Linked DNA regions of Mus musculus: all the other regions are linked to region 1. Evidence: chromatin loops called from intact Hi-C (ENCODE). Cell type or tissue: heart. All regions are shown on one strand.

Region 1 (8,000 bases):
AACCAGCCATTAAGATGTATGAAGAAATAGCTATGAATAAAACATGCAAAACTCTGGAATTTGTGAAAATACTGGGTACTTACTCTCCTAGACTTCGGTCACAAAAGGTAAATGCATTTAGGAGAAAAACAACAAGATTCAGTTACAGTCTGAGAACTATGTTTTGTTAAGTAGTGACTTAAATTTACTGAGAGCTAAGAGGATTTACATTAAATTCTCATCACATCCCAGCACTCAGGGGTTGCGGCAAGAGGATCATTTGAGTCTCTGAGTTCGGGGCTAACCTCAACAATGGACTAGAGACAAAGTTATCCATTATAATAGCCAAACCACATTGTTATCACTTGGTGATGTGTGGGGGACTCAAACATATCACCATACCAAAGGAACGATGGAGAAGAACCAGACGGCTGGTCACTTAAGTGCAACCGTATGGAAAGCTAATTCTTTTCCTCTTTGCAAACGCGTCGTTGTTGTTAGAGTGTGTGCACGTCTATGTGTGAGAGTGGCCAGGCCAGGGCCAGGACAGGTGTCATCAGGACTTGGTTCTCTCCTTCCACGGCAGCATCTGGGAGCTGAACCGGTATTAGGTTTGTGCACCGAGAGCTTTTGCCCTCTGAGCCATTGTATTGGCTCCCTTCCCATCTTTTACTTTTTATTTTTATGTAAGACCTCATTATATAGTTCACCCTGGCCTGGAATTCACTATGCAACACCAGCTGGCCTCAAACTCATGGTGGTCCTCCTGCCTCAGCCTTCTAAGTGCCACTCACTACACCCAACCCAACTCTTCACAGATAGAACACTCTTGGGCTTTAACGGAATCAGTTCTGTTCCCACTCCATAGGCTAGAGAAAGTTCACACAGGGTAAAGTTCACATGGGGAGAGTTCACACAGAGCACAACAGGGAAGCCACAGAGTCCAGGGATAGAACTCAGGGTACACATGAGATAAACGGAACCACCAGAAACTGGCAGAGCAGGAAGGCACCACACCTGGCCACTCAGACCCACAGTGGTTGCTGCTCCTAGAAGTAACTATCTCAAGATAGATATCCTTATAAAAATTCAAACAGCAAGACATTTTAGGGCTGATAGACATGGTCCTGTGAGCCCCTGATAGATACAGATGTCATACTCCTCAGCCCCAAACCTCTAAGGCATTGGCGGTGGCAGTGGGGGGGGGAGGGGGGGAGAACTGTGATCCCTCAATCTTAAATCCCCTCACCTCTTTCTGTTCCACCTGCAATGCTGACTTCAAAATATCTCGAAGTTGTATCAGCTGTCGCCGTTCCTCATCCTGGGCCTGTTTGATCTTTGAAAAGCAAGCAGAGCAGAGAAAAATAAAACCCGGGTGCACCTTAGATGTGGCAGATCGTGGTGTTGCTACACACGAGCGAGCACGCACGCACGCACGCACGCACGCGGCCTGTTCACATCCCTCAGCCCTGCTCCAGAAGCACCAGTCGTTTCCAGACAGCACAGCATGCATACAGGAGGTTATAGGACAGGGCCTGACTGTGCTACCAGCTGAAAGGGTGACTAAACAGCACAGGGGCGCCTACTCACGGTGTGGAGGTCCGTGGAGAGCGTCTCGATGGAAGGCTTGAGGCTTTCTACTGCTTTCAATCCATCCTGGAAAAAACTGGGGGAGGAAAAAAGCAGAGACTGCGTGTCACAAGGGAGAAGAAGGCTGTTAGAGGCAAGACTTATCAAGGGAAGGCGGCTGGACAGGATTTGATTCCTGGAGGGACAGAAACTATCCGGCAAAACCAGAATAAAACGACAAAATTGTAAATGAACAGAAAACGAATTATAAGCCTGAGCATTTGTGACTTTTTTTTTTTTGACCCACATAACAGGAGACCTGATTTTCCAGTTAATAAATGGAAACCAGACTCTCCTGACAGTGGCAGCAAGGGCTTCAAGGCCAAAAAGCCATGGGGTACAGACAAGAGTGTACACTAGAGAATATCCCCAATGGGAAACAATTAAGTGGGAGAGTATAAGAGAGAAACCAGGCAACTTTGACACACCTGGGTGACTGGGCTCCATCGGCACAGTGAAAGAGCATGGTGGGTTTTAAAGGTTAGAAAGCAAAAGGAATCTCCTAATGATAGGGACTGGTGGCTGTCAGGCCACTTAAGACAAAGGCAATGTTGCAAAGTTGCTGGTCTTCAGCACAGCCCGAAGCATGCTGGTCAACCTGGTGGATTCAGGACCTAAGAGACTCACATCTGGGTCTGTGTGCAAGGGCATTTCCAGAGAGGAGGCAAGAAAGACCAATGTGAATATTGGTCAGGATGGATGATTGTTTTGATGTGTTCTTGGATTCGGTCAGCGAGAACTTTATTGAGGATTTTTGCATCGATATTCATAAGGGAAATTGGTCTGAAGTTCTCTATCTTTGTTGGGTCTTTCTGTGGTTTAGGTATCAGAGTAATTGTGGCTTCATAGAAATAGTTGGGTAGAGTACCTTCTACTTCTATTTTGTGGAATAGTTTGTGAAGAACTGGGATTAGATTTTCTTTGAAGGTCTGTTAGAACTCTGCACTAAACCCATCTGGTCCTGGGCTTTTTTTGGTTGGGAGACCATTAATGACTGCTTCTATTTCTTTAGGGGATATAGGACTGTTTAGATCATTAACCTGATCTTGATTTAACTTTGGTACCTGGTATCTGTCTAGAAACTTGTCCATTTCATCCAGGTTCTCCAGTTTTGTTGAGTATAGCCTTTTGTAGAAGGATCTGATGGTGTTATGGATTTCTTCAGGATCTGTTGTTATGTCTCCCTTTTCATTTCTGATTTTGTTAATGAGAATGCTTTCCCTGTGCCCTCTAGTGAGTCTGGCTAAGGGTTTGTCTATCTTGTTGAATTTCTCAAAGAACCAGCTGGGATCCCAGACTGAATAAAAAGGAGGCACCAAGCCAAAGGCCCCACTTCTCTCTTTGCTTTCTGATATGCTGTGACCAGCTACCTCATCTGTTACCATAACCTTCCTTTGGCAGACTACATCTACACACACCGTGAGCCTCCTGCCTTACTCTCTCTTCCTTAACATGCTTTTATAGGCTATTTTATCATAGGAAAAGTAAGTCAGGCACCCTGCTGGGCTGGGGAAACTCAGTTGTTTGATAAGCCTGACACCCAGAACTCAGTCATTCCTGAGAAACATACACAAGAAGGCAGATGTGGTGTGCATTCTAATGCCAGCACTCCTACGGTGAGAAGGAGGTGAAGACAGGAAAACTGGCCAGAAACACATATAGCGGCAGAAAAAGAGACTATGGAAGGAGAGGATGGATTCCCAGAGTGGTCTTCTGACCTCTGGGCCACCCAATGACACACAAGCATCACACACCTACACACACACACATACACACACAAATTTAAAAATAAATGATAAGAATATAGCTGAGGGGGCTGGTGAGATGGCTCAGTGGATGAGAGCACCGACTGCTCTTCCAAAGGTCCTGAGTTCAAATCCCAGCAATCACATGGTGTCTCACAACCACCCATAATGAGATCTGACGCCCTCTTCTGGTGTGTCAGAAGACAACTACACTGTCCTTATATATAATTAATAAATCTTTGGGCTGGAGCAAGCAGGGTTGACTGGAGCAAGCAGAGGTCCTAAAATTCAATTCTCAACAACCACATGAAGGCTCACAACCATCTGTACAACTAAACTACAGTGTACTCACATACATTAAATAAATAAATAAATAAATAAATAAATAAATAAATATCTCTTTAAAAATTATATATGGGCCAAGAAGAAAATGGCCTGGGTCTCACATACAATATTCACATAGGTGATTTTTCCTTTTTCCTTTTAAATTCACCAGTGATCCTGTGAGACTCTTTCATACTGTGTGTCATAAAACAAAGGGGTCATGAAAAAAACATTGTAGCCTGTAACTCAGCTTAGTGATGGATACACACACACATGCATACACACATACATATATTCATATACATGCATATAAACACATGCATACACACATGTATATATATATACACACATGCATACACACATATGCACACACATGCATATACACATGCATGCATGCACACACACACACACACACACACACACACACACAGTGAGCTATGGACACACTGACACCAGGCTGCTAGAGTTCTTACCTCACTCCTTAGACACGCACACGGATGTGAGTATCCGCACACGGATACTGACCATTCTTGGTTTATCTGGTATGTATGTTCTGAACAGACTGTGCTTCTGGATTAGCAACTCAGTCCCTGTGGCAGTGTGTGATCTGTCCAGGTGTTTGTGGTCAGAGTAAGGGCAGAAATGCCAGGTCCCCTGCCTCTCTGGGCCTCCTAAATTGACACAGAAACCTTGAAGAACTATGGAGTTATGGGAACCAGAAACTGGGTTTGCTTCTATTGTGAACTCATGTGATCCCTGTGGCTTAAAGTTTTTCTTTATGTGATGATTTTCTTAGCATTCTGGTAATGTAGCTAGGTCATAGAAGAGGAAGAGACAGAGAATGCAAATACAGGAAAAGTAGAAAACACAACAGCTCCTGAAGGCAGTGGTGCCTGGGGAGGGGACAGGTGCATAGCCCTAGGCACCTCTGGAGCTTGGCAACTCTCCCCAAGGTAGGTGGAGAGAGCAAGCAAGCATGTAGCCAAGGGCTCCGGGACCTGGCTCTCACACATACATGTTTCCTGGAGAGTGCACTCAGAAGAGTGATTAAAAACTTGGGCTAAAAACATAGATCTCATCTTTGTCACAGCCTTGATATACTTACTCGAATCCACCTATAATGCCCACCCCCACCCCTTTCAAAGCTCCCATCTGTCAGTGCGCTCCTTGTGGAGAACGCCAGGCTTGGCCAGCAGCTTCAAAGTACAGAGGCTCAAGGGCTGGCTGCTTTGGTGACCTCCGTGTGTGTCTCTTTGAATCTTTCCCCAAAGCCTATTAGCATTTTCCCTAGTCAAGCATTTTCCTCCAGCCAAAGAGCTTTTATCATCGGCGCTATCAAGTCGGACTTTGTTCTCTGGCCTGTTAGACACTCTCTAGCCGGTTCAACCAGACTTTCAAGACCTGGAAATAGAACTATTTAGATGCAATCTTTGGTCCTCTCCCGTATACCAAGCCTTTCACGATCATACTACCATCACACCTGACAGGTACCTCATCTGCTGAGGATCTAACTGTAGCACACGTCCTTTCCTGGCATGAAAGGAAAGCCCGCCAGAGCTCTGGTTCCCAAGTCTCATCAATGCAATATCTCAAGTCCATCGTGTATAGCTGGCCATGATGGCTCTGAGCAGTAACTACTAACACCCACTTCCACCTCTGAGAGTGACCGCCTCATTTTAGTTACCGTTTCAAAGGCTGCCCTACTTCTAGATTCTATTACAAAACAGCATCCTACCCCTTCAGCTGCTCCAGGGATGCCAATGCTATCTTTACGAGAAATAAAAATCCATGATGCATTCTTCAAAAATACTTCAAAAAGCTGCAACAAAATGTGACAAGCAAAAATGAATTTAAGAAGCAAAATTAAATAAGGTACATGGAGGTTGTCCTAAGAAGATGATACCACACAGAGGCTTCTCATATTCACAGAAGACAGCTGTGGTGAGGAAGCTATGAGGCTCGGGACCCAGATACCCGAGGAGGGAGTGGGAAGGAGTTTATAGCCTGCAGAACGCACATGCGGCCTCAGGTTCACAGGGTCTGAGAGCCAAGCTTTTGGGCTTTGTTGTATCTCCCCAAATATGAATTAGCCAATGTGAAGATGCAGCCCCCACACATGCCCACACACTAGCACTCATCCAAAGAGGAAGCAGGAAGATTCATATTTTAGAAGGTTATTGAGCTCGTGGCCATAAAAGGCCAAGTAATTCACTTTCCACAAGTGGCCCGTTGCTACCCAACTGATAAGTTTGTGCAAAATAAAGAAGAAGAAAAAAAAAAACAAAACGGAAATCTGAGAATAACTTCTTCCTAAAAATAAAAACTCAGCAAGGAAGCGACCCACTTCCTACATAGCCTGGCACTCGGGTTACGGGGAGGACAGAGCAGCCACTCTCTGATGAACCATCATTGCTTTGAGTCGGTCAGGGAAACCACCTTAAAAATTCTAGAAATACCAGGTCCTCTTGACTCTGGGCCAATCTTCCCCAGCACAAGCTTCCCCGATCATAACTGCAGAGAGGCTATGTCACCACAACCATACTAGGTCACCAGAGCCATACAGGGGTGCGCTCACAAGCCCTGCTGCACATATGTGGCTGGTCCACGTAGCAGCTCTGGACATGGGAATGAATGAAGAGCCATCTGGAAGGCACAGCAAGACTGTAGCAGAGGCAAGAGCCCATCAGGGCTGCTGCAGGGACTGAGGCCCAGGAGAAACCAGGGGACTTCTGCTGACATTCAGAAAAGGAACAAGGTATGGGCAGTGACACCAGCCCTAGGCAAAGCCCATCCAGGGCGAGGTAAACAATCTGAGGTGGCAACTTGAGACTCCACACTCTCCACTCCAGCTGTGACCAGTCCAGCCAAGTACTTTATCTCAGCCTACTCTATGGAAGTCCACTGTCCGAGGCTACTCTTTTTTTTTTTTTTTAATGTATAATGTATTTGTTTGGCTTTATGTGTACACGTGTGTACGTGAATGTATGTATATCACATACCTGCAGGAGTCCTCAGAGGTCAGAAGAATTGGGTTCTCCCAAAACTCGAGTTATAGATGGTTGTGAACTGTTATGTAGGCACTAGGAATCCAACCTGAACCCTCTAGAAGAGCAGCCGCATTCTTTGCAGCTGAGCCATCTCTCCAGTCTTCAGAACACTTTGGAAAACATCCAATGCCTACGACCATCTCCCCAACCACATCCCTTTAACTCAGCACCTTGCATAAAGCCTGACACAGCATGAATTCCATCAAAGACTGCTGGGTCAGTGAGTAAAAGAGCCATGGGTGTGCACTTACACCAGTGCTCAGGGGCCTGGGACAGAAAGAGAATCATGTGGAGGCTGACATCCAGAGAACAGAGCTAAGTACCTAGAACATGAAGTATTTCTTTCCTATTGACTTTCCATATCTGGCAGCTTATGAAAGCACTATACTAATAATATAATACAAGTTAACACCATTTCCCTACTCCTTCAAAAACAACACAAACCTCTGAGATCATGTGTCAGATCAAGCAAGTCACCAAGAAAAAATGTATGTGACAATTAAGTCAATTTTTAGATATTGTATACTTTTATTTTTTTACTGAGACACAAGTTTCAAGCTATAAGATGGTCCTTTCAAAGTGACATGATGGTGGGTTTCAGAATATTGACATGGCTGAGCCACCAGCACGATCCCAGAACGTTTCTGTTATCTCCAAAGGCAAGTACACACCCACCAACTGTCAGATCCCATCTCTCTCTTTCCTATGGTAACTGCTAAGCTGCTTTCTGTCTATAAATATGCTTTAACCCCTGACTTGGCAAACGCACAGTCATGCAATGTGGTCTTATGTCTCTAGCTTCCATCCCTCTACAAAGTCAAGGTGTTGTACCCTGAGCACTTCTTCTTTCCTTCTATGGTCATTCATTCATTCATTCATTCATTGACAGGGTCTCATATAGCCCAGGTTGGTCTCTATATAACCAAGGATAATCTTAAACTTCTGTCACTTCTGCCTCTACCTCCTAAGAGCACCTGGACTATGCGTGTGTGCCATCACATTGGTTTATGTAGCGTGGGAAATTAAACCCAAGGCACCACTGTGCCCCCACCATATCCACGCCCCCCCACTCCCACATGCTAGGCAAATACTCTACAAAAACAGCTATATCACCAGTCCCAGCCCGTGATAATTTCTTCCTTTCCTTCTGTTTTCTTTGCAGTTCTGGGGATTGAGCCTGGGCTTCCTTCCACACATGCTAAGCCAAGAGTGATCTATATCTTCAGCCATGCCACGGTCATTTCCAAGTCAATGTTTATTCCCTCAGAGCAATGTT
Region 2 (8,000 bases), 55 kb after region 1:
GAGTACAGTGCTGAGGCAGGAGATGAACCATAGCAGGAGAAGAACCACACACAGACCAGAGGACATCATCCCAGGATATGCCCAGCCATTACTGAAGGCACAGAGAAGGTCAAGAGAGAACGGCACAGCAGGCAGAGACAGACACAGAGGCTGGGAAGGCGACCGACTGTTAGCTGGCAGCTGAGGTCAGCTTCTGTATCTTCCCAGGCCTAGAAGACAATGGGATCCTGGGCCAGACTGATTTCCCGAGGAAACTAGGCTCAAGCAAGCCACATAAGCAGGGAGGGAGTTGGTCTCCCACCTCCCCTCCACCGAGTCTTCAAAACTGAGAGTTCTTTGTTTCCTGAGGTGACGGGTCTGACTGAGAACACCTTCACACATAGCACATACCATAGCTCTAACTACTACTCTATCATCCCGTCCAGCTTGTTAGGTCCCACGGATGCCTTCCTGTTCTCCACAAGCTGTCATATTTGTGTTTTATGTGTTCTTTCAGAGGAACACCGTGTAACTGTCACCAGAAGTTTAAAGCAATATGCATATACTAACAGTGGAGCAAAGCAGTACTGGGTGTCTTTGGAGAAGAGACTATTCCAGGCAGCACTGAAGACATGCTCAAGAGACACTTGTCCTCCATCTTGACTATCAAAACTATTAAGACAATGGACCCCAAGGAAATGGGAATTCTCCAGGAATCCGTGGTCTCTGAAGAGCAGTCACTAGCTTCCTAAGCTGAGAATAGCAAGGCCTGCATCCTCAGCTAGGGTCAAAAGTTAGTGTTCCACATGTAGCTGGTACAGCAGTGGACACACCACCCTGGTGTCTACCGCTTCTTAGAGGGGCACAAGCTTAACCATGCCAATTAAGGTAACTGTTAAGGACAGACATTCCACCTAGGGCTGTCCTAATCATCAGGATAAATTCTTCTCAGAGGAAAAAAGTCTCCAAAACTAACGCCCACGGGAACATGGCAGAAGAAGGGGTGCAGGGTGCGTCAAGGGACAAATTTGGTAAAACACTTGCTTTCTGGATATAATGCAGCCATTGCACCCTGGGCAGTGCCATTCTATTTATATGCACAAGATCCAGCCTAACAGATACTGAGTAATATTACATCAGGCAGCACTAAGTGGCCTTAGTAGATGATGGTGATGATGATGATGAAGAAGAAGAAGAAGAAGAAGAAGAAGAAGAAGAAGAAGAAGAAGAAGAAGAAGAAGAAGAGGAGGAGGAAGAGGAGGAGGAGGGGAAGGAGGGGGAGGAGAAATGGGGAAGCTAGGAGGAAAAAGAAGACACAATGAAGACAAGAAGGTGGAAGTGTCAGGATGTAGGTGAGAGGGAGGAATGAGAGAAACAAGCAAGATATACTGTGTGCACATATGAAATGTCAAAGAATAAATTAATAACAAATAAATAATAACAAACCTTCCAGGTCAGCTCACCCCAACTTGCTGACCATTGCCTTGCCTCATAAGAAGCAACAGCAAGGTTTTTTTTTTTTTCCTCATGTGTATTTAGGTTTACAGAACATTTCCCGGCATTTCCTGCAGGATCCCCATAAGGGCAACAAGGGGTGCCCTGAGCCACCCTGGTAGAAGGGAGGTCCCTTGTCCTCTTAGCTTTAATATTTAGGGTTAAATGAGTAAAATACAAAGTGCAGGGATGAGGAGAAGTGATCACCAGGAACCCACAAAACCCTCCTCCCCCAAGTCAGAGACTCTATGTTGGGGTACTTGACTACGAGATAAGATTCCTAGCAAGCTCTTCCCTGTGCGAGGGGATCCAGCCAAGTCTGGGCTTCACCATTGGCTCTCCCTCTACAGTCCTCACAGTGTCAAAGTCAGGGGCAGAACCGGTGATGCCCCACCCACACCTACCCTGTCCTCTAAGCCATTCCAGTGAACCATACAGCTACCCCACCACCCAGGTACTCTGAGCATCAGGGGAACACACTAAATATAACTACCACAGAACGTGTATACTCTTAACAAGACAGTTAGGGGCTTAACTTCAAGTACTATACAGCAACTGATACTGGCACTCCATCCTATTAGGCAATTCTTAGGTCAGCCTGCAAAATCTTCATTCATTTTCCCAACTCAAAGCAGAAGAAAATGACCCAAATACTTTAAGAGACTCACCCCAGACTGTTTATTTGGCTTTTAACGTATCAAAGGGTTTAGAGAACAACAGCTAATTTGGGAAAGGCAAGGGCTAGTTCTCAGAGCTGTGTCCCTACTGTGTGTCCAAGACAGAGCCAGGAGGCCACAGGCAGCCCCCACAGCCCCCACCCTCACCTCTCTTTTGCGGCTGTGCCTGAGGGAAATAATACCTTCTCAACCTCCTCCCGAGCCCCCCATGCCTCCTTTAAACTCCCCCCACTAGCCAGGCAGTGGTGGAGCAAGCCTTTGATCCCAGTACTTGGAGGAGTCAAGACTTGCCTGTGTCTGAAATATAACATCTACTACTGAACTTTTCAAGGGAGAAGATTATAGATCACTGCTACCTTTGGTAGTTTTCTTGGACTTTGGCTTCTGAGTTGCTGTTTCCCACCCCATGGACCTGGCCCTTTTGCCCTGTGGTAGAAGAAGCAAGAACAGCCAGAACGTGGATGGTAGAGAAAGCTGAGGAAGCTAAGGAGGATGTCACAGGCTGGCTGCTGCCCCCATCCCCGAGCTGTCTGCCACAGCAATCATTTTTTTCAAAGATCCCTTTGAAAGTGCTGAATGGTCGTGAACCCTCTCGAATTTCTCCCACACTGGGGCTGGTCTGTCCTTCCCCTATGCCTTCTTCTGGGGCCCCTGGAGAGACCTGCCTAGATCTAAATGGAGCAGAATATGAGTCCTCAGGTGCTCGGGTAGCATCAGAGAAACACCTAAAATACAAGCAGCATGGAGGATGTTGGGTTTAGCAACACAACTGGGGGCGCAACTCCAAGGACCATACAGTAGCTGACAGTGAGCACTGGCCTGACCCCTTCCACAGCTTCCACCCTACATCTGCCATATCCACGCACTAATCTTGTGTTGCTCTGTAATCCATGTAGTGCAGTTATTACTGTAATGGAAAGACAGACTGAGGGAGGGCCGAGGATGCACAGAAACCACCAGGGCATCCTTCCTGCTCCAAGCAATTTGTTCTCTTCATCGACCCAGACTTCCTGCGAGAGCCACTGGTACTTCCATTCCTACATCTCCACATGACAATTATTTAATCTCCTGACCACACTCACCATATTCCTAAAATAGGACAGCAGCATCTGCTTGAAATGGAATTGCTGGAGAGCGACAACGTGTCCTGATTAAGACAAGGACCACCCCACCCTGCCCCATCCCTGAAAACAAAGCAAAGCAGCAAGGCTACTGGACAGTGGTTGGTTAAAAGGGAGGTGAGCCTACCTAGGCCCGTGTTGTATAATTAGGATCCCCTGGGGAAGGGTATAGGTGGACACCAAGGGACGATTCCTAGATATAAACCTAGGACTCATATTCTGGTCCATTTAGCTCTGGGACAATACAAGTCCCTCCATGGTCATCATAAGAAGTTATAAGATAAAGACAGAATGGTCCAGCCCCCGGCTACTCAAAACAAAGCCTGCTTCACTGTTGGGTCTCAAATGCTTTCAGGTGATGAGACAGTGCTGCTAAAACAGTCAAAGACCACATTCCACCATCCTACACCAGAGGGGAGCCACACTGGTGGCACACATCCAACCTTAGCCTGGTCACCAGCAAGGGGCCTGAGAGCCACAGGAAGCAAGGTGTGGGCAGAGCTTAGGGCAGAGCTTAGGGGCCCCAAGAGATGCAGAAGCTCCTGTTAACTGTTTTCTTAAGATTTATTTCCAGATGCTGGCAACACACGCCTTGAATTCCAGCGCTTGGGAGGTAGAGGCAGGTGGAACTTTGTGAGTCTGGGGCCAGCCTGGGCTACAAAATGAATTCCAGGACAGCCAGGACTACAAAGAGAAACCCTATCTCGAAAAACAAAACAAAAAAAAAAAGATTTACTTTTTGATTATGTATATGAGTGTTTTGCCTGCATGTATTTCTATGCACTTCATGTACAACCACCTATAGAGAACAGGAGAGTCAGATCATCTGTGAGACAGTTGTGAGCGGCCAGGGGGGTACTGAGAACCAAACCCTTGACCTCTATAAGAGCAACAAATGTTTTGAATAGCTGAGCCATCTCTCTAGTCACCTGTTCATTTATTTTTTTATTGACGCTTTTGACCAAAGCCACCAAGCCTTCAGATAACACCCCCACCCCCACCCCTAAGTTCGCAGCACAGAGGATGAGTGGGGGCCATACACAGAAGAGAAATGTGGCCAAAGCTAGGTGAGTAGGAGCCGGATGCAGCAGGAAAGCAGGCAAGCAGGATCGGGATGAGGTAAGGCTGGGCTGGGTCCCTGTCACTGAGAAAGGGACAGGAAGTGCAGCAAAGGGCAGAGGCAGCTCCTGGCTGTACTGCAAGGGTCAGCAGCAGGGAAGTTTATTTTCCTCACTGGAGGAAGCCAGTCCCTCCTCAAGGAAGGGCTCTGGCCAATAGTTATCCTGCCTTTTTGTTTTCAGTCCAGAGGAAGAAAAAAAAAAAAAAAGCCTGGAAATCGCAGGGAAAAGGGAAAGTGAGAAGCCTTGGCTGAGCCATCTACACACAAAATGGCACAACCAGACTCCCTCGTGCCCACAGGAACATCTGTGAAAACTGATGACAGAGAAAAGGGCCTAGGGTCCCTGACAGGCTACAGGACACAATGCCTGCCCACCTCATGCATTGCAAGCACCATCCCAAAGCATGGGCCCCATGGTCAATACAAACTCAAGGACAGGCAAACCCCAGCTCACAGTGAGACGCACAATGAACAATGATGTACCAACTCCAAAGGCCAAATGCATGGAGGATAAACACAATGAGCTGGGTCTTCTTTGATGGGCTTACAGGAGAGCGGGCGAGGAACCAACACGGAAGAATAGACAGACAGACAGACACGGGTTAAAGTATTTCTCAAACCAGTATGCTGCCAGTTGTAAAACCAGAACTCACTCCACCTCAGGCAACATGAGAGAGAGCTTTGATGCCTTCAAGACAGACAACTTGGGCTGGCTGGATAGCTCAGTGAGTAAAGGCACCTGCAATCAGTCAGAATTCAACGCCCAGAACCCATACGGTAGACAGAGAGAACTGACTCCCTAAGTTTTCCTTTGACCTGCACATATACATTGTGATGCGCACATGGAGGAAATATTAAAATTATGTTCAAATAGTTGATGGAATGAGTTGTTTTTCCTGGAGGGGGGGAGAGCTTTTTCAAAAAAAAAATCACTGAGTAGTTATTACTTCCATAAACAAGGGACTGCAGAACTAAAGTCAATACTAGCAGAAAGCACTTTTTAAAACTAGAACACTTGCTGCATTTCCCTGGCTTGGATAGACAGAATGTCTATGGGAGTTCCACTTGCCTGAAGGTCAGGGCCCCAGCACCTACAGCACACGGTGAGTGGCAGCAACCTTCTGTCTGCAGGTCACTTGCAATACAGAGGGCTTTGACGTGACAGCTGGGGCAGTGGCTAACACAGTCATATGAGGCTCAGACATACCTTGCCTTTCCTAAGACCACAGAGGTGAGGATAAGCTACAGTGGCTCTCTGCATTCTTCTTTCTCGTCCCCATACTCTGTCATATCCTCTCAGCCTGTTCTTATATAGTGCTGTTTCCTTAGTTTGTCCACAGAAAACTGCTGTTAAAATGTCCGGGAACAACGAACCGTGAAAAACAAAAAAGAAAGAAAAGAGGTGCTTAATTTGGGGGTTACTGCGGTTACTCTGTAACGCTCACTGGGTAGACAAGCTGCTCTTATCAAGGCCTGAGGTTACTGTGAAAGAGACCTTGCTTTCAGAAACATAAGACTTCCTGGGGCCATCGAATCTTGTAACAGAACAGTGGAAGACAAAGGCTCATCTCCCAGGGAGGGAGTGGGGTCTCTTCCCTGATGGGCGCATGCTTGGGGAATGTGGCATGCATAGAGCACACAGAACTGAACTTAGTTCCTAACACTGCTGTGACTGACTCTTAAGGAGAGAGATGACAGCACAGTGACATCCTGGGAAAGTGACAAGTTGTTAACAGGCAAGCAGGTTTCGTGAATGGAATCAGGGAGGCTGTGCCAGCCCCTCCCAGCACATGGCTCCTATCGAAGCTGGAAATGGATGGGGGATAAGGAGGCCGGCATTTTCTCAAACCGCTTTCTTTTTCTACAGTGGGTTGAGGCACCCTTGCTAGAATACAGATTGTTAAATGTATGGCATCCTGTCCTCCAAGATGCCTTGGTGAGAACACAGAGCTGTTGCCATTTGACGGGAACTGGCAGCAGTGATGCTGGTGGCCTACACCATGCTTTCGTCAGTCTCCGAGTTACATAAGATAGAGATGAGACGGATTTGTACAAATAAACAGAAACAGATGGGCTTAGACATCCTTTGTTGAAAAGAAGAAATGTTCTGAAATAGTACAAAATTTTTTTCAACTTTATCTGTGAGTGGCATGTAGCATGTCCCTGCAGTCCTTATAGTCAATGTACTATGCAAGACATATCTATAAGTCCCTACTGGACAGAGCTATGGGCCTACATATATATACACATACATATAGTTAGTTATACAGTTATATTGTATGTATTATAACAGGTTATATTATATATATATATATAATATATATTATATATATTATAACTTCTCTGTGTACTGCTGTCTGCTGCACTACCACCCACCCACACACACACACACACACACACACACACACACACACACACTTCACAGTTAACATCTTGGAAATCACCAAGATGCTAATTTTTTGTCTTCACCATCCCAGGACCATGCATGCAGTTGGCCCTCAATAAACAATGAATTAATTGGGCTGGTAGGATAATTTGTCTTTGCAGGGGACCCTAGGATGGCTCTACTCCCAAATTTCTATGAAGGGTCAGCAACTATGAATATGTCATTGATTAGGATGACTACAGTTGCGTGGGGACTGTTCCCCAACTTCGTGTCTACACAGCGTCTTCATTAAGACAGCAGAGCTGTGTAAACTGAAGCAATTCCAATCTTCCTAAGTCCCCCAACACCCGCTGTGTGCCAACAGGCATGCAAATAAATCCAGTGGCCTCACACCCCTCCACCTATAGCTTATGGGGAGTTTAGAATACTTATGTAGTAGCCCCTAATGCCTGGGGAAGCATGCCTTAGCATGCAAATCTTTTTTTTAATGTATTATTGTTGTTATTTACATTATGAGTATGTATCTACGTGTATGTGCATGTGAGCCTGCAGGTGTCTTTGGAGGCTAGAGGCATCAGATCAGAGCTTAAGTTACAGGCGGTTGTAAGCCACCCAGTGAGGGTGCTTGGGACAGAACTCAAGTCCTCTGCAAGAGCAGTACTTGCTTGCTCTTAACTGCTGAGCCATCTCTCCAGTGCCTGAATATAAATTTGAAGAGTTTTTAGCAACTATTAGAGATATTATAGGTTTTAAAAAGTTGTAGACATGTTATAGAATCTCTCAGGAACCTCTGAGGAATCTCAGGCCTCATTAGTCCTAACTAAATTACCTTCATGATCTTGGGCAAGCCGTTGCACACCAATGAACAAAAAAATCTGACTCTGTGTTCTCTAACCAGCTGCCACACCCACAGTGATGCGCACAGACAAGAGAACTACCTCTCTGGGTCAAGAGTTTCTTTTAGAATGCCAGAAGAGTTTAATTTCTTTCCTTTATTTTGATTGTTTATGTGTGTGGGTGTTCGGCCTGCATGCATGTCTGTGCACATATACAGTGCCTGCAGAGACCAGAGCAGCGTGTCAGGTGTTCTGAAAGTGGAATTACAGTTGTGAGAGATTATGTGGGATCCAGGAATTAAACCCAAGTCCTCTGGAAGAACAGCAAGTGCTTTTCACTGTTGAGCCATGCCTGCAACACCCCCACCCCCAAATTTTTTTCAAATA
Region 3 (8,000 bases), 77 kb after region 1:
TCATACACACACACATAGCTACTCAGATCCGCCAAGGTCCTTCTCTCTTCTCCAGTGATCTGGGACCACCCAGCGCAGGGTCTTTGGACCTCAGAATTAACAACACTAAGAACAGTAGTGTTCTCCGTGGCCCAGGCATTCTTGTGCACTATGGGACATTTGGTAGCACCTTTGGCTTCACCCACTAGACGCCAGAAGCACCCCTTGCCCTGAGCACTCAAACATGTCTCCAGACCTTGCCGAGAATCCCTCTGAATCACAGCTGCCCAGACTCAGCAGCACCTCTCTCGTCCCACCACCTACCCCATTCTCGAGGAGACCTACACAGCTTGCCTCTCAACCACTTTCTGCATCTTGAGGCACCTTTGGATTCAAAGCACCTTGCAAAACTGGCTGACTGTTTTCTCAACACCATCCTCACAGCCTATCTGACTACACTGCCACTCAACAGGAGCAACATCTCAGCATCCAGCTACTTCTCAGCCACCAGCACACCATGGCCTCTGCTGTGCCTGAGGCTGCCCCAGCTTTTTCTTCCTCTTACTTCACTGCCTGTCCTCTGCCACAGTGTAAGCCTGCCAAGAGCCTTTGGCTATACAAAAGAGAAGGATTTTGGCATGAGCTACACACCCAGCCTTGGAGACTGGGAGCAACATTCTAGCTTGTGAAATAACAAACAAGGCCGTGAGCAAAATCGGAGCATCCAAAGACAAGGCTGGCATTCTGTGCTCCATGCATAACACTGCCATCCTGCAAGGCCTCCTGGCCTCTCCTCATACATGAGGTTCTGGGAGTGACTGTGTCTCCAGGGACACAGCCCCTCCCTGCTCCATGATACAATCCTGATACCAGGAAGACAGGGCATCTGTGTGGTTCAAAAGGTCATCCCACCCAGCCAGGTTCAAACTCCAGGCACCATCTCTGATTTGATTCAGTGGACATCAGTCACTCTAGCCACACTCAGGTTCCTACTCACAGCCTGAAGGGAAAACTGCAGTGGGTGTGTCAGTGGGTGTGTCGGTTGAGAACAGGAGCTGCACTCCTTGTCTGGGGCCTTGGGGGAGGCTGGGAGAGCCGGCTCCCAGGCTCCTGTCTGCACCACTTATCACTGGCAGTCAACGTGCCCGCTCTGAAATTCCTCTGAACACTTCCCCAAACAGGATATGTTCAATCAGTGAGTCATGAAAAGTGGGATATTTCTAGAAATGCAATGGAAGGAAGGTGTGGGAGCGAATTTCTAAAGAGAATGAACAAAAAGACAATATGGAAAGCTAATCAGGAATTTACAGGGCCGGAAGTGGCCGTTGGCTGGGCCTTTGCAAAGAGCCCCACAGCCTCAGGCTGATCAGCCTGTAAGCTGGACTACCCCAGATGTATCCAACTCAGTAACACAGCCATCTGGTGCTAGGCAGGTCCACCTTTCTGCTCCTCAGTTCCACCAGCCCTGGGACTTGGAATGAGAGTTCCAGCTCCTGGATTCACACTGTGGGCAGAGCCTGCTTTGGAGACTTTGGTCAGGATCTGCGTGTTTCCTCCAGCCCCACAGGTTGGCTTTCCAAGTGTCCCAACAGTTTCTGGCTCCTCATGTAATTTTGAGATACTCTTACCACTCAGCAGGGCTCATGGACCAACTGCTCCTACAGCAATCCTGACTCAGGGCAGCCAAACTACGAATGTCTCCAGTCTTACAGATTCAAAATTCAAACCCAGAGAGATGACAGGTGGGACAGTCAGAGTCAGGACAAAGTGGAACCCAAGACTGAGCTGGCCTGGACCTCCGGCTTTTCAACATCTCTTGGGCACCCTTTCTTCTCTAAACGTGGATGAGATGACAACACACACAGACTGTGTTTAACACTCACTGAGAGGACTGGAGACATGGCTCAGCTCTTCTGAAGGTCCTGAGTTTAAATCCCAGCAACCACATGGTGGCTCACAACCATCCTCTTAACAACTCTGACTTCGTCTTCCGGAGTGTCTGAAGACAGCTACAGTGTACTTACATATAATAAATAAATAAATCTTTAAAAAAACAAACACTCACTGAGCACCGTCACCATGTCAGGTATGCGGTAAGTGCAATATAAGTATTCCTTAAACAAGTAAATGAGGTGTTTCCCCGGGTCACAACAGTGTCAGCAGGTGAAGCCAGCGACTGGAGTTCAAGTCCAGCAGGCTTCAAGGCAGATAGACAGATGCTCTGAGCACTGTTCAGGCTAAGGCAGAACACAAGCTCTGTAGGAAACAGGCCAACTGTACCCTTTCTCTGCATTTTCTTTTAAAACATAGTAATCCCAGCCCACCATACTCATAAGTATTACTAAAGAATGAAATCTGAAGAATTTATAAAAAGCCCCTTCTTTGGGCAGGGGGTGGAGATGGGAGGGGGAGTCACAAACACTAAACAGCTATTGAGCCTATAAAGAAACAAGGAGCGCTTTAGTAAAAAGCCTTTCATCAGCATAACCTACACTGCCGGCTCATTGCCACGAGACAATCGGAAGGGCAGGAGAGCAGGCCGAGAGCACAGGTGGTGCCCCTGCTCATCACTGCTCCACAGAATCTTCAAAGCCCTAGCATAATACAGGTCTCCATTATAGCTGCAGATCCCTATCAGAAGCTACCGCCAGAGTTAACCTCCCAGTCCTCCCGAACAATGACTGATGAATCAGACCCTTTCAAAGCCCTATCTCTCAATCTCCTAACACAGAGCAAACTTGGTCCCACTGAGTGAAAGAAACCCGGAACACAGACTGGCAGCTTCTTCCCCACCCTCACGGGCAGCCATTCGGAGCTCTGCTAGCCGTGGATCTGGAATAAACAGCAGCTGGGAGTGTTTAACCTGGAATTTCTTCCTCCCTGCTCCTCCCACACAGGGTGAAACTGGCTCAAACAGCCTCTTGCTTTTTTTTTTTTTTTTTTCCTGGAACTCTCTTTGTAGACCAGGTTGGCCTCAAACTCACAGAGTTCTGACTGCGTCTTCCTCCAGTGCACTGGGTTTAAAAGGCGTGCGTCACCACACCCAGCTCCAAATTCAACCTTTAAACTGCAAGCTTTCCTAGAACCAGTAACTCCACAACTCCCAGGAAGGGGGCGCCACCCCCTGCCACCTACGCTGGATTTGCTGATTACTTTTAAGTGTTTACAAATACTTTCTTGTCTCTTGTTGGTTTCTGATCAGAATCCCTCCTGTGAGCTCCCGGGGTGCTGGAATTACAAGGGTGAGCCACCAACACCAAATCACAAATATTTCTTAACCACGTGTGATGTCCCGGGCACAATTCAGGGTGCTGAGAGCTCTCAGGTCCTTGTCCCCATAAGATTTATGATTTAATAAGGTAAAGGGAGACAAGAATATACAAGTTTTTTTCTGGCTGAAGCCAGTGACCTCCTTCTGGTGAATGGGCTGAAGGTCTATCTTAGATGACCAGGAAAGAGAAAGCAGATGGGTTTTAGAAGAGATGGGGCCAGACTCGGGTTCTAACTAAAAAGGTCAAGTTCTGAACTCCAGCGGAGACAGAAGCTATTGAATAGTCTGGCTGATAATGGCAGGGCTGTGAGCTGGGCTGCAGGAAGAGAAAGGGGGTCCAGGTCAAGGAAAATTAAAGCAGCAGAGTAATTTACAGACTAGGAGATACAGCAGGAGGCCAGAAGTGCTGGCTACAGATGTCACTTCCAGAAAGGGCAGTAATGGCTAGGGCTGAGGGAAGAAAGAATCCCTCACCTACTGCAGGAAGGGCACCTGACCCTCAAGGGCAGCAGGGGAAAAGCCCCTAGGAAGGCACATCTCCAGCGAGAAGAGGAGACAGATCCACCAACCAGCAGCATAAGTGTGGAGATAGAGTGTGGATGCCAGAGACACCCAAACACCGGACAGGCCCAAGGAGAAGCTGGGATCAAGGCAGTGAGTGAGGCCTAGCTGGGCAGGAGCCAGGCTCTGACCTGGAGCTGTGGAGGAGGTGGGAGCTGCACATCACAGTGACAGGTGTTCCCTGGCATCTTGCTAAGAAAACCACATGGTGACCAGGCCCAGCCCCTGCCACACCAGGTGCATGTCGAGAAGTGGCCTGACATTAAGGGCTACAGCAGACTCCTCTTGGTCAAGGTCAGAGAAGGCAGAGGCAGAAACCCCCTCCGAGAACCTGAAGGACACTGTCACCTGTGGCCTGGAAGAGAAGTGGTCGTTTTTTTGGCAGGGGGTTCTTGGCAGCAGACAGAAATGAGCAATGTTGCCTTCCCTTCCTTTCCGGTCTGTTGGTGGGAAGAGGAAATTCCTCCTGCACATTTGGGCACGGGAAGAAAAGGAAAGGAAGTGGTTCAAGGAAAGTCACCAACTGAGAACCGCAAACCAGCCATCTCCACTCCGGGAGGGAGAGATTCGGCTGCCAGGAAGCAAGCTGGTCCATCATCAACCGAGGAGTAAGCCAAAGACATCCCCCCTGCCACGGGACCCCGCCCCCACGCTTTCAGTGAGACAGTAAACACTGCACCTGGCTTTGCTGCCATTGTGGACACTGCTGCCGTCCTCGTCCTCAATGCCCTTGCCAGAACCCCCCTGATTAGAAAGGCAGGCATCTTCCTGGCAGCCTTTGCTTCAGAGAAAATTAAGCTTCTCTTCCTTCCTGATGTATGCAGGTAGCTCAGAAGATGCAAACACTATATTTAGCATCTCCACTCCCTGCAGCAGCAGCAGCAGCAGCAGAGCCCTGATAACATGTGGACACAGTTCTCTCCCTCTGGCGCTCCCTGAGGAGACTGGTCTCCCAGTCACCACTTGCGGAACAGCTGTGGGCTTTCCTTCTAGGGAGAAAGAGCTTAGAGTTCTGCAGGTTCCAACTCCACCCCAGGTCCCGAGCTCAGCCGGGAGTTCCTGCCATGTTTCTATAAGGTAAACACGCCAGCCATGTTGGTGCTGGTCTATGACAGTCTGCACACATCCCCATCACTGGTCCTTTGGATTGCCTGCCAGACCCTGTCCATTCCCACAGGTTGTTATGATGAATGTCTTGTTGTCATAGCAACTACCCCTGTGGTCTGTCATCGTCAGTTTCTGTGTCTGTTTCTTCTGAAAGTGACCTCACAGAAATCCTGGCCTCTACTCACATTGGTAAATGGTCTCATACCTGGAGAGGACAGACAGGCTGTCAATGAAGGACTAGGAGACAAACGTGACAATCCCTTTTGCAAGAATTATGAAGTTAGTCTCAGCCAGCAAAGTCTAGGACCCCTCCTTGCTGCTGCCACCAAAACCATCTCTTCTCCAATACACAGCCTTGGGCATTGTAACATGTCCCTTCCTAGAAATTGGTATACTCCATATGTGGCCTCCAGTGGTTTTATGTGCAGGTGACTCAGGACTACCTAACATGCTTATCATCTTTGCTGGCCCAGAAACACAGCTTCAGGCTTCTACAGGACACCAGCCATTTCCCAGCCAGCAATGCTATTCCACCTTGCGCTATATGCTTCAGACTCCGCTGTGCCCAGCTTAGTAAGGGGTTGGGTGTACATGCTCAGACAATAGAGCTCTCAGGGAGTGTGAGCAGTAGAGGTGAGGCCAATGCTTGCCCTATGGAGGCCACCAAGTACTGTCTTGGCCCAGTGACCAGTCCCCAGAGCAAGAGCAAAGCACAGCCTAGAAGCCACTAGGCAGAATGGAACCCTCCAGCACACACTGCCTTGCCCACAACCTATCTCCAAATCTGCTGGGTTCTGTCTCTGACCATGAATTGATGAGGGTGGGCGGGGCACATGGCCTTCCTCACATAGTGCTGCCTTCCCTTCTCTGCACCACACCCCTACTCTTTCTGCAGGGTTCCTATGTCCTGTGAAGACCATCTGAGCGGTCTGAGGGCAGCCTAGCACCACTCAATAGAGACGCTGAACCAACTCCACAGCCACAGTGTCTCTGAAAGCAGCCTCCGAGCTGCAGAAATATCACAAAAATTCCACAAGAAACAGGACTCCCAACACACCTGAACACTGAGGTGGAAAAAGCTGAAATTTCATTGCTGTTGCATAATGTCACTATCAACTAAGCAGCATAACTTTGCATATATTCAGTACCAACAGAAAGAATTTACATTGGAGTGGCCCAGGGCATGCATTTATGTATACATATATGTTTATATATGCGCGTGTACACACGCGCACACACACACACACACACAAATGCTGTTGCCTGAGTCTGAAAAGTTCAGGATCCCAAGGGCAGTACTGTTCTCACCTCTGTGACAGTCAGAGAGGAAAAGACCATTTCGTCTACCTCACACAGGAAGGGTGCTGCCACCCTGTGCAAAGCGATGCAGATATTCCCGCTACCTGCCCCGAGTAGACTCACTCCCCCATCAACCACCCAACTCACCCCTGTCCTCAGACAGGGCAGAGACCAAGTATGAGAACATAGTACAAACAGGTGAGGATGTGAAAGAGTGGTGGAGGGCATCACACTAGCCTCAAAGCCTGGGCACCACTTAGCTCTTATCCCGAATCCCTTTCTCTTCTCAAGAACAACACTGAGTGAGTGGGCAGGAAGCAAAGACAGAAATACACATTGAATGGGAATGAATGCCCACTATGACAGATGACATGAGCATATTGTTAACGCTGAAGGAGGAGAAGGAGGACTCTCGAGATGCTCCGTTCCTGTGGGAAACAAGTCGAGATTAGGACTTCCTTGGGGTTGTGTGGCTAAGCAGGACTCCTTATCAAATACACAACATGCACTGCCCCGCTCATAACGCGTAAGGTCTGCTCTCCGCAGTCTACAGCAATTATCTGGGTATTATGAATAAGCAGCACCTCTTCCCAGAGCAGCTAATACAGCCGGGATTAATAGTAACCAGCACTAACCATCAGTGCACACACTGCACATGAAATCCCTTCTCAGAGCCTGGACAGAGATGTGCACAGGAGGAGGGTCTGGGCGCCCACATAGTGACGTGGTAGTAACACTTTTGTGATTTTTGTTCTTGTTGTTTTTATGCTTTCAGGGCTTTTTGCTTTGTTGTTTTGCTCTGTGGAATAGGCTGGCCTGAAATTCATGGTGATGCTCATCAGTCTCCTGTATTACCTCTCAGAGAACTTTGTAATTACAGGTATGCAAGGGCACGTGCGCGCGCGCGCGCGTGCGTGTGCGTGTGTGTGTGTGTGTGTGTGAATGTGCACTTGCCAATTCTACAAAGTCATTACTGAGGACTCTCGGACACTCAGCTGGTTCTAGAAAACAAGACGGTCATTCACTCGACAAGACCCACTATAAGGTTCCAGTTCCAGACTCTGGGACAACTCTGACTCCATATCTTACTTTATGAATCATTAAAGACCATCAGGGGGCATCTAGTTGTCTGCAAAGCTTGCAAAAGGTCTATTCTATCCAAACAGTGTTTTGAAAATAACCGAGTCAAAGTAAAAGCGAGAGCTTATTTTACAAAGAAAAGAAAAATGAACTCGCACAGTCAGGAATCTGCGACTGGTTTCAGGAACTGAGAACAAATGCAGGAAGCGGGCTAGTGTGAGTGATGTGGGTACTGTTCTGTAGGAGGACAGCCACTGAGGGAGGGCCGACAATGCTCACGTGGGCAGCATTACTGGACATGGTGGCATTTCCCCCTTACATCTATCCTTACAGCTGGGGGCTGATGGGAACAACAGGGGTCACACACCCTAAAAATGCAGGCTACTGGACATGGAAGCTGCTCAGATACAGGAAGACTGGGGATGCTGGGAGGAAAATTAGGGGATCCAGAATCACTTGAGGATGTGGTCAGAGCATCACTCCTCCGTCCTAGCTGACATGCATCACTCTCCCCTTGCTCAGTTGACCACAATCCTGTCTCAGCTCCCCTGGCAAACCTAGGTGGGGAACCCTAATCCCCACACAGCAGGAAGGTGGGGCTGGTTTAAGACACCTCTGCTAACACTCTTCAGTATCCAAGGGCTGCTTTTCCCTGGTGAGAGCCGGGGCAGCCCACACCTACCAGTGATGCTAAAGACAGTCT

The links. Hi-C counts contacts between places; a loop is a spot of excess contacts. Peaks named below come from ENCODE experiments on the same cell type or tissue, not always from the same donor. Only the 100,000 strongest peaks of a DNase experiment are listed, where the experiment ranks them.
Region 2: it touches region 1 in a loop (1.9-fold over the local background); 9 of 42 quality-filtered maps call a loop at or near these places.
Region 3: a loop joins it to region 1, with 1.9 times the contacts of the local background. A loop is called at or near these places in 7 of 42 quality-filtered maps.

Annotation. Positions count from the first base shown.
Region 1 is chr12:21,206,454-21,214,453 of GRCm38, reverse strand. Asap2 (ArfGAP with SH3 domain, ankyrin repeat and PH domain 2) reads right to left here. Exons shown (of 29, transcript NM_001135192.1): 8 at 1,570-1,645; 9 at 1,229-1,306; 10 at 84-92. Among named protein-coding and RNA genes, the nearest start is that of Gm40855, 41 kb to the left of the region's middle. In heart, a CTCF peak has its summit at 3,498 (motif pointing left); no DNase peak of the experiment used is centred here; H3K27ac peaks cover 304 bases.
Region 2 is chr12:21,151,726-21,159,725 of GRCm38, reverse strand. All of the region lies in intron 1 of Asap2 (ArfGAP with SH3 domain, ankyrin repeat and PH domain 2), which reads right to left. Among named protein-coding and RNA genes, the nearest start is that of Asap2, 44 kb to the right of the region's middle. In heart, no CTCF peak of the experiment used is centred here; a DNase peak (open chromatin) is centred at 4,425; H3K27ac peaks cover 669 bases.
Region 3 is chr12:21,129,194-21,137,193 of GRCm38, reverse strand. All of the region lies in intron 1 of Asap2 (ArfGAP with SH3 domain, ankyrin repeat and PH domain 2), which reads right to left. Among named protein-coding and RNA genes, the nearest start is that of Asap2, 21 kb to the right of the region's middle. In heart, CTCF peaks have their summits at 3,102 and 4,738; DNase peaks (open chromatin) are centred at 613, 1,073 and 7,563; H3K4me3 peaks cover 826 bases; H3K27ac peaks cover 4,752 bases.